Regions from separate parts of the Mus musculus genome. Here region 1 is linked to region 2. A link is a loop called in an ENCODE intact Hi-C map of the cell type or tissue named here. Cell type or tissue: gastrocnemius. All regions are shown on one strand. Each heading gives the region's core, and the rest is flanking DNA. Links, peaks and the distances in the headings are about the cores only. Region 1 holds the start of Gm38791 (a long non-coding RNA gene). Region 2 holds the start of Trim24 (tripartite motif-containing 24).

Region 1 (8,337 bases), core at 198-8,197, 160 kb after region 2:
CCTCCTTCTCCTCCTCCTCCCCTCCCCCTCTTACTCCTTCAAGACAGGGTCTCACTGTGTAGCTCTGGATGACTTTGAATTCACTATGTAGACAAGGCTGTCCTCAAACTCAGAGATCCACCGGCATCTCCCTACTGAGTGCTGGCATGTGCCACTTGCTCATTATACCTGGCTCCAGTTATGGTTTTTCTAGGAACTAATAGATCTTCAGCTGTGGTCTACAAGTGGTTGTCAACTCACAGAAGACTTTATGTTCAGGGGGCCTGTCTTTAATGTCTCAACAGGGCTGAGCTGTTGGCCTCAGTGACATTCATGGTGGTGCACACCTGTAATCCTAACATTGTGGAGGTAGAGGTGGGTCAGCTTCAGTGAGTGACATGCCAAAAAAATAAGGCACTGTCCCATAAGCCAACCAACCAATCAACCAAACAAAGTAAATAAACAAAACCAGATATATTTTCACTATTTGGGGCACACCACCAAGCGTATTTGGTACATCCAGCCTTCCTCCTTTTCAAGGAACACATTTGTACTGGCTAGTTTTGTGTCAACTTGACACAGGCTGGAGTTATCACAGAGACAGGAGCTTCAGTTGGGGAAATGCCTCCATGAGATCCAGCTGCAAGGCATTTTCCTCAGTTAGTGATCAAGCGGGGAGGTCCCTTTGTGAGTGATGCCATCCCTGGGCTGGTAGTCTTGGTTCTATAAGAGAGCAGGCTGAGCAAGCCAGGGGAAGCAAGCCAGTAAAGAACATCCCTCCATGGCCTCTGCATCAGCTCCTGCTTTTTAACTTGCTTGAGTTCCAGTCCTGACTTCCTTTAGTGATCAGCAGCAATGTGCAAATGTAAGCTGAATAAATCCTTTTCTCCCCAACTTGCTTCTTGGTCATGATGTTTGTGCAGGAATAGAAACCCTGATTAAGACAAATTGGTACCAGCATAGTGGGGTATTCCTGTGACAACCTGACCATGTTTTGGGGAGGACTGTGGAAGGATTTTGGAACTTTGAGTTGGAAGATCTATTCGATGTTAAGAACTCTGTGGGATGTTGTATAGGAGCTTGGAAGATAATGTTGAGAACAGTGCAGAAGATGGAGGCCTGGTTTGTGAAATTTCAGAGGGAAGATTAAAGACTCTTTTCAAGGCCGTTGCTATTTTGATTGTGAAGATTCTGTGGTTCTGGTTAGCTGGGGCTGAAGAATCAGCTGTGATTAACAAGATACCAGAACTACTAAAGCAGGACCTTTGCATTACTGGGACTATTGATGCTGGTTAGCTGGAGCTAAGAAATTAGTGGTGATTAAGAAGAAACCAGTATCATTGAGGTAAAATCTTCTGAGAAGTGTTTTCTGAGAAAACAAAGAGGCTGTATTCCAGAGATAGCCAAGGTCGTACCTCGTGCTGCAGTGGGACTTAGTAATGTGTAAGGGTCACGCAGGTGGTACTGGTTTTGAAGGCATGAAGGGGTCACGCAGAGCAGGTGAGGCTCAGCACTGTGAGAGGCCATGGAAGGCCATTGGTGAAGGTGCAGCCTCAGTTGCAATTGATGGCCCAGGACTGAAGGGGTCATGCAAAGGATTTGAGGCTTAGCACCATGAAGAGAGCCTATGAGAGGCTATTGTTAAAGCCAAGTTACAGCAGAAGACAGCAGAATTTTGGAGATGCCAGTACCATGAGATGACTACAAAGAACAGCAATAGCAGTGTAGTACAGGCAGCTTGAGCCTAGAAGTCAACGTGTGTGCTACAAAGGGCATGGCTGGAGAAGTGACCCAAGCCCTTGGAGGAGCCCAGAACATCGTGAGTTGGATCCCAGACATTGGATGGTTGGAATTTTTGCTTTTGATTGTGGCTGTGCCATGATATTTTCACTCTTGAAGGAAAAAACTATTTTAGTAGAGCCCACAGTTAAGAGACTTCTAATTGTAAAAAGACTTTGGATTTTAAAAGAGATAGATATTTTAAAGAGATTGAAAATTTAAGAATATGTAAAGACTGTGGGACGTTTAAAGTTATTTAGACCTTGGGAATGAATAAGAATGTAAGGGTTGAGACTTAATAATGATGTGTTTGTGTGCCAAGTTGACAAGAGGTCAATTGTATTGGCTAGTTTTGTGTCAACTTGACACAGGCTGGAGTTGTCACAGAGAAAGGAGCTTCAGTTGGGGAAGTGCCTCCATGAGATCCAGCTGTGGGGCATTTTCCTCAGTTAGTGATCTAGAGGGGAGTTCCCCTTGTGGGTGGTGCCATTCCTGGGCTGATAGGATTGGGTTCTATAAGAAAGCAGGCTGAGCAAGCCAGGGAACGCAAGCCAGTAAGTAACGTCCTTCAATGGCCTCTGCTCCTGCTTCCTGACCAGCTTGAGTTCCAGTCCTGACTTCATTTGGTGATGAACAGCAGTATGGAAGTGTAAGCTGAATAAACCCTTTCCTCCCTAACTTGCTTCTTGGTCATGATGTTTGTGCAGGAATAGAAACCCTGAGTAAGACAACATTTCATTTTGACTTTCCTCATTACTAGCTCTTGGGATCATTTGAGCATGATTAGTTGATATCAGACTCAAGCCCAGGCATGAAGTCTGTCCGTGTTCTTGTCATGGTTACTATTGTTGTGATGAAATACCCTGGCCAAAAAAAGCAGGCCAGGGAGGAAAGGGTTTATTTAGCGTATGCATCACAGTTCATCATTATCACCATCAACCAGAACAGGAACTCAAACAGGGCAGGAACCTGGAGGCAGGGGTCTTGCAGAGGCCATGGAGGGGTGCTGCTTACTGGCTTGCTTCCCCTGGCTTGTTCAGCCTGTTTTCTTATAGAACCCAGGACCATCAACCCAGGGTGGTACTATCCACAATGGGCTGGGTCCTCCCCCATACTCACTAACTAAAAACAATTGCTCTATTAGCTTGCCCATAGCTCCATATCATGGAGGCATTTTCTCAGCTGAGACTCCCTTCTTTCTGATGACTCGCTTGCATCAAGTTGCTGTAGACCAGCCAGCACAGCCCTCAAGTTTCCATCTATGGTATTACCTCTTACTAAGTCTGGAGATGTTCAGATAGTTTTCTTGCAGTTCATCTCTTATTATTTCTATACCTAGCAAGAAAGGGAATGATGTGAATATATAGGGTATAATGTTTTCCTTTAGCATTTGCAGGTTATAAATAATAGAATTCATACCTGTGGAAGGAAGTCTCTGCCTTCACGTGGAGCTAGTCATATGTAGTTCTGCAGTATTGTTTCCCTAGAGAGTTGATGCTATAGTTCAGATAGTAAGTAGCCACTCAGAAAGCTCGTGCATTGAAGACTTGATCCTGTATATGCGAGCACTATTCAGACATGCGGCCTTGGGGAAGTGGATCATGAAGGCTCTTCCTTTTGCCGCTGGATACACCATTGTTGACAGTGGAACTATGGGACCTCATTAGGGTAACTGGATCCCTTAGGGTGTGTCCGAGATCTCTTCCTGTGACTCCTTCTTTGTTTTCTGTCAATGTGAAGTCGTGAGACCAAATATGTCAGTCTTCTTTTTAAGCCCCTCCCCTTCTCTAATATTTGTCACATCACTATTAAACTGGATGCGGGCAGACATGCCAGCACTGAGGAGGTGGAGGCAGAAGGACCCTAGGCCACATGAGGACCTTTTCCAAAACAAACAAACAAACAAACAAACAAACAAACAAATCAAGCCACAGAAATAAAAAGGTCTGACCATTACAGCCACCTCCCACTCCCTTGTACAGCTGAACCTTTGATGAGCTTTTGAACTCCATTCAAATGTAACCCTGGAGCACTGCTACCGCATCTGCTCCTCCTCTGCCCCCCCCCCCCCCCCCCCCAGCAAGCTCTGCTTTCTCAGTGGCAACCGGCTCTACCCTGCATTGTTTATAGAGCTAGCCAGCTCTGTGCTCACCAGCTGTGAGACCAGTGCTTCTTGGGGACAAGGACCTGCCCTTTTCCTTTCTCCCTGGAAGAACTGTTTTCAGGGTACTGAGCAGGGGATGGTGGAGGTTTGCTGAGAGGTTATTCATAGTTCTGGGAGAAGGAAACCACCCTGGTATCTCATGTTACCTGGCCTGTGACTCGGGTTGTCAGGAAAGGACTATTTACATGAAACTCTAGGGTGCATGTGCCAAGGCTATGGCCCTGCCTGGATCAGCAAAGCCTGAGCTGTAAAATCGGTCGTGGAACACATCCTGGGTCTCTGCTGCTGCTGGTACAGACTGGCCTGCATACATCTCCTGCTGAGATCTTGGCACCCAAGCATACTGTGTGAAGCTTAAAGACGAAGCCACTTCCCCTTCCTCTCTGCCAGCTCTTAGAACTCTATAGTGGTGTAATCACTCTGTGGCTCACTGAGATGACAAATCTCTTTGCATTAATAGCACTCAGTGACCTTAATTCTCAGGTGTGAGCACGGGAAACACATGTCCTTAAGTCTTCTCTGTTATATCATTTTAAAGTCCCTACCTATAATATTGGGATTGAACAAACTTTTTTCCCCTATTTCTTTTTCTGTTTTGTTTGTCTGTTTAGGACAGGGTCTCTCTATGTAGCCCTAGATGTAGACCAGGTTTGCCTGGAACTGACAATCATTTGACTCTCTGCTTCTCACATGCTGGGATTAAGGGTGGGTGCTACCGTTATGACTTAAACATAAATTTCCTACTGTTTCATGCTTCTTTAGATCAATAAAAATAGGTCTTTTCATGCTTGCTGTTTTCCCAACTGGTAGATAGTTATCACTCCAAGTGTGTCTGTGGTTTGAAGTGTAACGAACAGACCCCCAGACCTTAGCACAACTGACACAATGGTAGATACAGCATTAAAACCCAGCATGAAGGCTCCAACATCTGCCAACATGGAAGCAAAGACCTTATCCATCAAAGACCCTAGTGCATAGCTCGAGGATTCAGGAAAGTCCCAAAATGGACTAACCTTACCTTTTTGGCTTCTGTAGCTCTGCTTCTTGCTAACCATTGTGTGCCAACCAGGATGTGGGTTTTGTGTATAAAAGACAAAGGCCGGTGAGGATCAGGGCTACATGATTTGGGCAAGTTCCAGTGAGGCCAGCAGCCAGCAACAGACTTTCTGTCTGGCTTTAAGAGTATCTGTGTACTGCTGGACAGTGGTGGCGCATGCCATTAATCCCAGCACTTGGGAGGCAGGGTGATTTCTGAATTCGAGGCCAGCCTGGTCTACAGAGTGATTTCCAGGACAGCCAGGGCTACACAGAGAAACCCTGTCTGGAAAAACCAAACCAAACAACCAAACAACCAAACAACCAAACAAACAACCAACCAACCAACCAACCAAACAAACAAACAAACAAACAGAGTGTCTGTGTGTGTTCTCTGTTAGATTTTTGAAACATAAGAAATAAACAGTATTACTAGATGCTGTCAACTAAAGTAGAAGCCTACATCAATGTATAAGAAGGAGATATTGATGAGACATACACGGAGATTCAGGGTACCACTTCATAATGGGCTAATTGATTATTTTATAATAAGGAAACAATTGGCTAGGAAATTCTGCATCAGCATTATTGGCAAAAAAGTAAGTCATGTAGTCTGTGATCAATTGAAGATAAATGCAAGTATTTTCCAGACCTTTTTCTTTAGTTTTACGTGATTGAAACAAACTTGAAACTTGTATCATGCTTGTAGGAATAGTATCTCTATTCTTATTACCAGGGAAGGGGTAGTAGGGGTGAGAGTCAAAAGGAAAGGGAGATGAGGAAAAGTAAAATACTCTAATACTGGGGGGTGTAGCTCAGTGGTTGGAGCACTTGCCTGGCACATATGATGTGCATCCTAGGTTCTATCTCCAGTATTGCAAATAGCAGACAAAAACACTGATTGATTTTTATAAAGCAAAGGAAAAATATTTGGTTAATCTTGTTTATGTGTATTCAAATAATTCCTTCCTAGAGTGGACAATGATACTTATTGACTTGCTTGTTTGCCTGCCTATATGTCATGTCTAAGGTTGTCCTTTGATCTCCATAAATACATCATGCATGAGTATACCTGCACACACATGCGTATAAGCACACACACACACACACACACACACACATGCACATACACACTTAATTTACAAATTAAAAAAATTTAATTAAAAAAATATATAAATTTAAGATTTCTAGTATAGTGGGTTCTCTCTCTCTCTCTCTCACACACACACACATATATGTATATATATATACATATATATATACATACTATAGAATGATTAATATGATCAAGTTAATGTGCAAATCCATAATTTCAGATGCTTCTATTTCATTGTACTAAGAGCACTTAAGATCTCTTCTTGTAGAAAATATCAATTATTCAATACAGTATTATAACTCCAGTCATCATACTGCACATTAGGTCTTGAGAACTCCTTATTTCTTTTGTTAGTAGTGGTAGTGGGTTTTGTTTTTGGAGACAGGGTCTCTCACTGTAGCCCAGGATAGCCTGGAACTTGATCAGGTATTCTACTTAGTTTGATTTTGAACTCACAATCCAGATTTAAACTCCCAAGTTCTGGGATTGCCAGGCATGAACCAGCAGGCCAAGTTTAGAATTTATTCACCTTAGAACTGAAATGTTATACCTTTCCCCCACTCCCCCGCACCCCACTGCTGGCAGCTCCCAGTGGCTGTGTTCCTATGTGAGGGAGCACACACACAGTGCTTGCCTTTGTCCTTATTGTTTTACTTAATACCCATAGAGTTCATCCAGATTGTCTCACATGACAGCACTTTGCTTCTCCCTTTCATTGTCTTGTTTCTCCTTCTGAGACAGGATCTCCTTCTGTAACCCAGGCTGAAATCAAACTTGTGTTCCTTTGGCTTCCTGAGTTACAAGTATGTGCCACCATGCCTCTTTAAGATTGCTTTTTAAAAAGTGCTAAATAATGGTCCATTGTTAATACATGCCATGGCATCTTTATCCATTGATGGATGAGTGGACTTATTTCTATTTTCAGCTCCTGTGGATAAGCAGGGGTCTCGAGGCCTCTTTGAGATACTGATTTTGTTTCCTTCAGAATCTTAAAAGTGTGACTGTTCTAGTTTAATTTTTCCCGTTTTTTTTGTAACTCTATTTACACACACACACACACACACACACACACACACACATATATATATATATATATATATATTGCCAAAGTTGAAGGGTACACTTAATTAATTTATGTATTTGTGTCGAGGTAGGCATATCAGAGGACAAGCTGTAGGACTTGATACACTTCTTTCATCATGTGGGTTCTGGGGCTGCAACTCAGGTTGTCAGGGTTGGCAGCCCATCTCATGGGCCCCTTTAAACACTTAGTCTCTATCATTCTTGATGATAGTCATCCTAATGGAGTGACATTGGTATCCTACTGTGATTTTCCTTTGTATTAATTTGAAAATTAGTACTGTTGATTCCTCTTCTTCTTCTTCTTCTTCTTTCTTTCTTTCTTTCTTTCTTTTTTTTTTTTTTTTGGTTTTTTGAGACAGGGTTTCTCTGTGTAGCCCTGGCTGTCCTGGAACTGTAGACCAGGCTGGCCTTGAACTCAGAAATTCGCTTGTCTCTGCCTCCCGAGTACTGGAATTAAAGGCGTGCGCCACCACCGCCTGGCCACTTGTAATTCTTTAGGAACGTGTGTATTTGGCTTCTTTGTTCACTGTGCAAACAGTCCATTTGGCTTTTGCTATTGACTTGCGAGAGTTCCTTACAGACTTTGTGTAATAACTTCTTACCAGATTCGTGACTTGCAGGTGCTTCCTCTCATTCAGACAGAGACTGGTGGTTTCGTCTTCTGTTCTACAGAAGAGTGTAAGTTTGAGGGAGTCTTACTTATTTAGTCTTTAGCTGCTTGGGCTTTGGTTGTCATATCCAAAACATTATTCTAAGAACAATGGCAAGGAGTTTTATGGCTTTCCTCCCAGAATGATTTATTAATATATTTTGGGGAAGGATATATGTTGGCCATAGTTTTGAAATCTTGGTCCACAATCATCTGACTGAACTGTTAGTGGACATTTCATGAGGCAGAGGGCATGGCAGAACAAACCTATTATTGTGGTTTGAATAGGAATGGTCCCCAGAGACTCACTTGTTTGAATGCTTGGCTATGGGGAGTAGCACTGTTAGGAAATGTGGCCTTGTTGGAATAGGTGTGGTCTAGAAGGAAGAAGTGTGCTACTGTGGCGTCAGGCTTTGAGGTCTCATATGATCAAGCTAAGCCTAGTGTGGCATTCACTTCTGCTGCCTGTGAATCAAGATGTAGAACTCTCAGCTCCTTCTCCATCAAGATGTAGAACTTTCAGCTCCTTCTCCAGCACTGTGTCTGCCTGCA
Region 2 (8,337 bases), core at 208-8,207:
TTACTTTTACAGTCTTTAAGCAGGAGAACCTCACCTCGAGGAGCTGAGATTTTAGCTTTGACCTAAGCACTATACTGGGAGAAAGACAACACTATCATCAACTACACTGATCAGCAATATGCTTTCACCGTGGCCCAGGCCTATGGGCTCATACAGAGAAAAAGAATTGCTAACCTTAGCAGGAAAAGTAATCAAACACAGAAGCAATCTTAGCCATACTAGAACCTTATCTGATTACCCAAACGGATGGCTAATATCCCTTGGAAAGTATCCAAAAAAAGGAGACTCCCCAGAAGCCAGAGTTAACTAGGGCCACTTGGGAAGTAGCCCTAGAATCAATGGGTCCTCTTCAAGTTTTGGTAGCCCTGCCACAGCCCAGCTCATGGAACCACTTAGAACACATTCCAGGCGAGGATGACTGGGTGAAACAAGAACTAGCCACACAGGATAAATAGAGATGCTGCTGGATAGTGGATCCATCCTTCCCCCTGAGTTGTAGAAGGCCAATAGTTATAGATCTCCATCAAGTCACACATCTAGGAGCCAAGAAAACGAACTCTTCAGACCCAAGTATTATGTTCCGAATTTGAAAGTCTAATTAAAGATACCACCTTCAGATGTAACACCGGTACTGAGACAAACTCCAACCAAGAATAAAAGATCCCACAAGGGATCCAGGATTGAGGAAATGGGCCTGGGAAAAACTAGGAGTTGGACTTTACTGAAATAAAGTCTATAAATATTTGCTGGTGTTTGTAGACATCTTAGGATGGGGGGGAGAACTACACCACCCAAACAGAGAGTGCACCAATAGTTAAGAAACTTCTTCGGGAAGTCTTAGGTTTGGACTGTCTCTAGCTTTGGGGTTCGGCTGCCTTCATACCATGAAAATGTAAAAGCCATTTTTATTTTCTCAGACAAATGGATGGGATGAGAGCCATGCCCAAGGTTTAGGAATACAAGGAGCATTTCTAAATCCCTAGGCCTAAGCCTGGAAGCTTCTAGCCTCCATTCAACCTTATCTTCTGCAAGTCTGAACACTGAAGCCTTCAGCTTCCAGCCTCTGTCTGCTATCCTAGGTCTATATTATTTTAGCCTCTGAGACTTGCTGATGAATAAATTCATCCTTTCTAGCTTTTTCTGAACTCTGGATGGCTGCTGGTTTAACTCAGCTGTTCTAGCTTATATTCACTTCCAAGCTGACTGATTCAAATTGGCTTCTCTTAGCTTCTGACTGAATTCCTCTGCTTGGAAAAAACTACCTCTCACTTCATAACTAAAGTACATTGAACTGAACTAAATTTAGTCCCCTCTCTTCCTCGCTGCTCTTTAAGTAGCCTTTCTTTCCTGTTTCTTGTGAGAGTTGGGTGTATCCTATCTCTGACTTGTTCTGTCAATCTTTCTCTGATTTATCACTTTGTCTGCCTCTTAATTAGAGGTCACTGTTTGGATTAAAAGTGGTGCACTAAAGATGTGTCTGTATTCCAGCCAGAAGGATCATAGGTATGTACTAAGGGCCTGCCTGTATTCCAGCCAGAGGGATCAAAGGTGTTTAGTTGTCTATATTCCAGCTGGATCTTATCCTTGGATATGATTGATCTCTTGCCAGAGTACCCATGTTGCTGGATTGAAATTCTTCTACAAAAGCTAGTGTCTCAAATTCTGACAAAGGTATTAATTGGAAATGGCATTGAATGTATAGACCAGAGCCCAGGTCAGGCAAAAAGGATGAATAAAACTCTTTAGGAGACTCTGATCAAATTGGTACTGAAAACTGGCAAGAATTAGGCCAACTTCCTCTCCTGCTCAGGACCCAATGCACTCCTTACCAGGAGGGGACTGTTCCTTTTTGAAATTATATTTGGGGGACCACTTCCCATCTTCCAAACTCCAAGCTATTCACCAAGCAAAAATATCCAATCATTCCCTTCCCTTCGCAAGTCCTCACAGGCTTAGCAGGAACTTGCCACAGCATTGGCCAGATTGGAAAAGGAGTCCTGCCCTCTCCCACCTCTGATGCAGCTAACGGTTGAACCCTGCATTTTCATCTGCATGTCCAATATATCAAACAGAGAATAAACTTAGTTAAGCTTCTGATCTTTAGAACCAACCATGCCCCAGAACAGTACAAGTCAACTATTTGACTCTTGCCCATAGAACCAATTAGTTAATATGAAAAGGCAAGACAGTACTGAGGTTCCCCTATCTTATATTTTGCTGAGACTATTTTAGGTTTGACCAAAGTTTGGCTTCCTTGATGGAGAATATTGTGGAAAATTACCAAAATCTAAGAACCCAAAGTCAAGATACTCTAGCTTGGCTTCTGTTAAACTGGCCACTTGTACAAATCTTCCCCTCCAGTTAACTGCTTATCTTAGCTTCTGTTAAACTGCTTGCTTGCACAAAACCTCCTGCTCGCAACTACAAGGCAAGATAACAGGATATGGTTTTTGCCTCTGAAAGCCCCTTGCAGGGCAGTGGTAGTGCACAATTTTGATCCTAGTACTAGGGAGGCAGAGGCAGGCAGATTTCTGCAACTTCTGATTGAGCCTGGTCTACAAAGCAAGCTTCAGGACAGCCAGAGCTGTTACACAGAGAAACCCTTATCTCAAAACAACAAAAACAACAAAAAACCAAACAAACAAAAAAAAAGCCCCTTGCTCTAAAGATATAAAGCTCTTAATCATAGTGCTGCCACCTTTCAATACACACTTCCTTATGTTGTGGTGGCCCCCAACCATAAAATTATCTTCTTCGGTACATCATAATGGTAATTTTGCTACCGTTATGAATCAAAATGTAAATATCTAGTATGCAAGATATCTGATATGCGACCCCTGTGAAAGGTTCATTCCACCCTCTCAAGGGGTCTGGACCCACAGGTTGAAAACCACTGGATTACATTTGCATTCTAGATACCCGATTGTAATCCAGCTGGCTGGAATACTTTCATTTAGCTATAGACTGAGTGGTGTACCTCTGGTGGGCTTCCTGCAACAATAGAGACCCATGGAAAATAGTTTCCTGTATTTAAAGACTGTTGTAAGAAAAAACTAAATGCATCTAATTCAACAATCCAAGCCAGCAATTGCATCCTGACCTAATAAATATAATTACTTAACAAATTAACTTAAAACAGTTATTCCCTTTAAAAGAGATGTTAAAAGTGTCTGGCTAGCAGGTGCAATGGCTCATGCCTGTTATCTTTACTCTGAAGAAGCTGAGGCAGGAAGATTGCTAGCTGTGGACAATTCTGGGCTGCTACATAAGCCAAACAAAACATACACACACACACACACACACACACAAAACCCAAGAAGCAAGAGAAAAAAGATTTCCCTTCCTCAGTTACTTCGCATTTTAAAGACGTCAATTTGCCCAAATATTTGCAATATTAAAAGTTAAAAACTTCAAGTGTTCTCCCAGAAATAATTACTGCACTTCAAATCACTTTCAACGATTTAAACCTGGTAACATAAGCAAAGGAAACTACCTGTCAAAAACTAATTACCCAATAACACCACAAAAGAGAAAGTAACTTCCAACTACGGCATACAAAACACTTTGGAAGTCTATTTACTTTCTATCGTTTATCGAATCGCTCGAAATAAAATCTCCGAAAGCAGCAGACAACAAAACAACTTATCCCGGTTCCTTTGTCCCCTACGGAGGGGACAGAGAGGGAACTCATTAAGGTAAAAAGCCCGGAACGCACAAGATTCGAAACAGACGGCAGCCAATCTGCAATCAATCATCAAAGAAAATCCCCATCACTTCATCTCCATCCCTTCCTCCCCCCTCCGGCTCGCATAACCCGGGTGTACACGAGCTGATCCAGATCATATGCACCCGGACAAAGCTTTGCGGAGGAGCAGAGAGCAGCTAACTCGCCACAACCGTCAGAGCTCTGCAAAAGTGAGGGACCGCCGAGTCGCTCAGCCGGCGCGGGCCCATTTCACCCCCTCCCCAGCCGCGTGACAGCGGGTCGCGCCCGCCACCTCGCGGGCCCCTCTCACCTTGGGTGGCGAATGGCGAAGGACCACCGGCCGGGGAGCCCGGGGCGGGGGCGGGGGCGGGAGCGGGTGGAGGGGTCTCTGCCGAGCCCAGCGCGGGCGCCGTCAGCATGAGATAGCGCTGCGGCGCGGGCAAACAGCGCTGGCAGAACGAGTGCAGGCAGGGCAGCAGCTTGGGCACCCGGCTCTGGATGTTCTGGTGGCACACGGCGCAAGTGTCCAACAGGTTGAGCCGGGACGCCTCGCCGCCGCTCTCCGAGTCCGGGCCCTGCCGGCTCTCGGCCTCATTCTCCCCGCTCGGCGCCGCCGCTGCGGGGCCTCCGGCCGGAGCCGCTGCCGCCGCCGCCTTCTCCACAGCCACCTCCATTGTCCTGCGGCCGCCGCCGGGGAAGCGGGAGCGCGCTCACCGCCCGCCGCCCCCGACGACCTCCGCAGCCGCCGCCGCCTCCCGCTTCTCCGAGGCCGAACGGACTCGCGGAGGGAGCACAGGGAGGAAGCCACCTCCCGAGTGGCGCGGCCGGAAGACGCGGAGCTGTCAACGGGGACCGGTTCCCGCACCGCGACGCCGCCGCGCGGGCCGATAGGCAAACCGCCACCGAGACGCTCGATTCCGCCCAGCGCGCCCGCCCGTGCCTAGCAGCCTTTCTCTCGGGCCCCTTGGACCACCGCGGGCCCCGCCCCCACCTCCCTCTCCCAGCAACCGCGGCGACTGCGAGCCGAGCGCCATCCAATGACCGCCGCGCCTGCCCAGGGGGCGGGGTCTGCAGAAGCCCGCGAGGCTCGGACGGCCCCCGCGGGAGGTTGGGAGTGGGCGGGGCTAGCCCCGCCGGACGCGAGGACCGCGGCCGCTGATTGGCTCGCTGTGTGTGTGTCTCTCTTCTGTAGATTGTAAAGGAATCATTTGTTAAGGAGCCAGAGCAGGCATCGGGTTCCGCCCGCCGCTATGGCCCCGCCCAAGGGGCGGGGGCTCTGCCCAGTCTACCCAGCCTGATTAATTAAGAAACTGCTTGGAAAACTGCTTTTACTACTGGAGACTTAAATGGGTAAAGGAGTAAGATCGTGGGAGGGCCACGGGAGGATGAAGAAGTAAGTTACGTGCAAACGAGAAGAGACCCAAAACCGGGTTGTATGAGCCCACATTGTGTGAAAGGGGGAGTGTGCAGGCAGCTTTACTCTTTTTGTGGCCTGAATTTATCTCTGTGATGAATTAATGAGAATGATGTAAAGGGGGAGAAATTACAAATTTGTCGGAACTTTAAAAGACCTCAATGGAAAAGGGTGAAATTAATTTTGCTTCTTAAATGAATAAAAGCAGTTAATTTTTTTGAGGACTAAATAAATGATCTGCAAGTGTCCATAGTACCTGAATATTAAACTCTTAAAAAAAAAAAAAAGGCAGACGTGGTAGCACACACCTATACTAATACTCCAGAGGCAAAGGCAGGAAAATCACTACAAATTCAAAGTTATTCTAGGTTTTAGTCAGTGTAAAAGCCTGTCTCAAAAGGGGGGGGGGGGACCTCAATTCTGGTTTTAGAGTTTCAGTATTATATTTCATGTCTTCCTTCTCCCGTGCTTGTTACCGGAAATTCTGGGGAGTCCCATGGGAAGTGCCACCTGTTACTAGGGAAATCAGAGTCCCCTCTTGAGGTTCTTAGTCTCATTAATAAAAGAATTTAAGAAGAGCCTCAAAAGAAGCTGGAGGAAATTTTATTAGAGTTTAAAAGAAAAGAAAGAAAAAAACCAATGCAGGCAAGCTGTAAATCTCAGCAGCTGCCCAGAGGAAGATGGAGAAGTGGAAGAGATGCCATGCCATTTGTGTTAAACAGCCACATGGTTACAGCAGCCACATGGAGGGGAGCTTTAGAGAAAGAGTAAGGAAGCCGAAACTATCAGAGACTGTGTATTAGGCTAACACCCAAAAGAAAAGAGAAGACAAAGAGAAGGTTGGGAGTTTCTGAGACAGAATAGACAGAAATCCTGGAGAATCTCGTGGGGAATCTGGAACTACTGCACTATGGGCCAGGAATTTGGGGGAAGAACACTGTTTATTAAAGAGATTATTCCTCTGTGTCTTTAGCGTGGCTGAAGGTGAACCTGCCTTTCTAAGGGATGGTCCCTTATCCAGGTGATGGGCAGACTCAGCTGGATTAAGGTTTACAGAAGGAGACAATGGCGTGACTCTACCTCAAAGGTAGATTTCATTGGGTTATGATTAGTAGGCAACATTTTTCCTTTAATGGACCTTTAATAAGAATAATAAAAATTACATTTTCAGCCAAAAGCTGCGTAAAAAGCCAAGCTCAGTGGCACATACCTTTAATTCCAGCCTTTGAGAGGCAGAGGCAGGCAGATCTCTGAATTCCAGGCCAGCCTGCTCTACAGAGCCAGGACAGCCAGAGCTACACAGAGAAACACTCTCTAAACAACAAAAAGCTGGGTAAAACCTCATAGAGGTTGAAGAATACTGTGAGAGGAGACAAGCTTTTGAATACACATGAATAAAGTCCATGTGCTCTGTAATTCCCAAAGACTTGAGGAGAAAGACCAGGAACCTGAATAATCCATCGTGGCCACATTTATTAAAGCAACCAAGCAAGCAATTAAAGCAAAAAGTTAAAAACCTATGTACATAGTCTGCCTCCCCCTAAGGTGGGGTTCAAGAGATCATCAGCCTTGAACATGAGAAAGACAAGGTTTTTATAGGTCAGAGGTAGGTTTCCAAATGGAGGAAAGTAAGTGGGGTTGTTACAGTAGCAGAATTTAACAAGGTATTCATAACAACTTTATGAAACAAAGGTAAGGCTAATAGGTTTCCAGTATCAGTTTCTGCTACTTAGTGATCTTCAATGGCTGATAATTTTGTACAGACCACCCTCCCAGCCTATAGCTAGTCTTTGCTACTTTGTGGGTTCTTTCTCCTAACCTTTCCCTCTTCCCAATTTTCACCCCCTTAACACTAGGTAGGAGAGAAACAAGGATAGAGGGGAGAGAGGAATTAGGAAAATCCCTGAAACTAATTCCTTTCCTTTTGTTTCTTCTTTGACCATGGCTACTAACAAACAGCAGCCAACTTCACTAAATGACCAACAACCATCAACTCCACCTTGCAGGGGCCCTAAAGTTTATGTATCCTCTGAAAAGTTCTCAGAATTCCAAACATCACACAATCACAGAAATTATCTGCAGTTGCCAAAACCAAGTCATGGTCAACTGCAGCACCACATCCTACAGCTGGGATTCGAACAAAGGCACATGCTTGTACATTTCTGTGTTTTTTAAAAAGAAACCAAAATTTCAGAATTCTTACTACACCTGCATTTGTAACATATTTTGTGTATTTGAGGATTCTATCTTGGACCAAAATTATTGTATGCACACACACACACACACACACACACAAACACATAACACACACACACAGAGGCATCTTGGGGTTTGGAGAGATGGTTCAGCAGCTGAGTGTTTGCAGCTCTTTCAGAGGACCCAAGTTCAGTTTCTAGCACACATATAAAGGCTCATAGCCGCCTATAACTCCAGAGCCAAGGGATCCACCTCCCTCTTCTGGCCTTCCCATGCTCATGCATGCATACATGCACATACACACATACACAATTAAAAAAGAAAAGTATAATCTAAAAGAACATTTATTAACATTCCCCAACAATATAGCATGACAACCATGTAGTATCTACATGTTTGACCCAGCACCTTGCCTGCTATGCTTTTGGAATAAACTTATAACTTAATCTACAAATATTAGACACAAAGAGAGAGACTGGGTCCATTGTGAGTTTTGAAACCTCAAAGCCCATCCCTGATGGCATACCTTCTAATTCTTCCTAAACAGTCTACCAACTGGGAAAACAAGCATTCAATATATGAGCATTTGGGGGCTATTCATTCAAATTACATAGAGTGTATGTTATATGCACTATCTGTGTTTCTGGCGCCTGAGGTTGTCAGATACCCTAGAACTGGATTTAGGGATGGTTTTGAACCTATAAGTTCAAAATTGCTTTTGACTGCTGAGTGGTCTCTCCAGTCTTTTAATACAATTTGCTCTTGATAGAGGATGTACAATTTGCTTTTTGGTACAGTGCTTGCCCATCCCAGGATGCTGGCATATACACACCCATGATCCTAAGACTTCAGAGTTGGGCGACAGGAGGGTCAGAAGTCCAAGGCCAGACTCCTCCAATAATCATTTTCAAGGAAAATTAACTTCCGTATTTTTAGCCTTCTATTCTGGCTTGAAAATAACATCTCCTTCACAGCCTCATGTATTGAAGTCTTGGTCCCCAGCTGGTGATACTATTTTGGG

The links. A loop is a pair of places that touch in the nucleus more often than their neighbours do. Peaks named below come from ENCODE experiments on the same cell type or tissue, not always from the same donor. Only the 100,000 strongest peaks of a DNase experiment are listed, where the experiment ranks them.
Region 1: a loop joins it to region 2, with 2.1 times the contacts of the local background. A loop is called at or near these places in 2 of 42 quality-filtered maps.

The regions. Positions count from the first base shown.
Region 1 is chr6:37,710,296-37,718,632 of GRCm38, reverse strand. It overlaps Gm38791 (a long non-coding RNA gene), which reads right to left and starts at 3,978. Exons shown (of 4, transcript XR_868982.1): 1 at 3,911-3,978; 2 at 3,178-3,484; 3 at 3,030-3,093. In gastrocnemius, for the core only: no CTCF peak of the experiment used is centred there; DNase peaks (open chromatin) are centred at 3,940, 4,233 and 5,048; H3K4me3 peaks cover 2,129 bases; H3K27ac peaks cover 4,388 bases.
Region 2 is chr6:37,867,154-37,875,490 of GRCm38, reverse strand. Trim24 (tripartite motif-containing 24) reads right to left here and starts at 4,680. Exons shown (of 19, transcript NM_145076.4): 1 at 4,017-4,680. The coding sequence starts at 4,380. In gastrocnemius, for the core only: CTCF peaks have their summits at 3,999 and 4,594; DNase peaks (open chromatin) are centred at 4,191, 4,775 and 5,619; H3K4me3 peaks cover 2,613 bases; H3K27ac peaks cover 2,598 bases.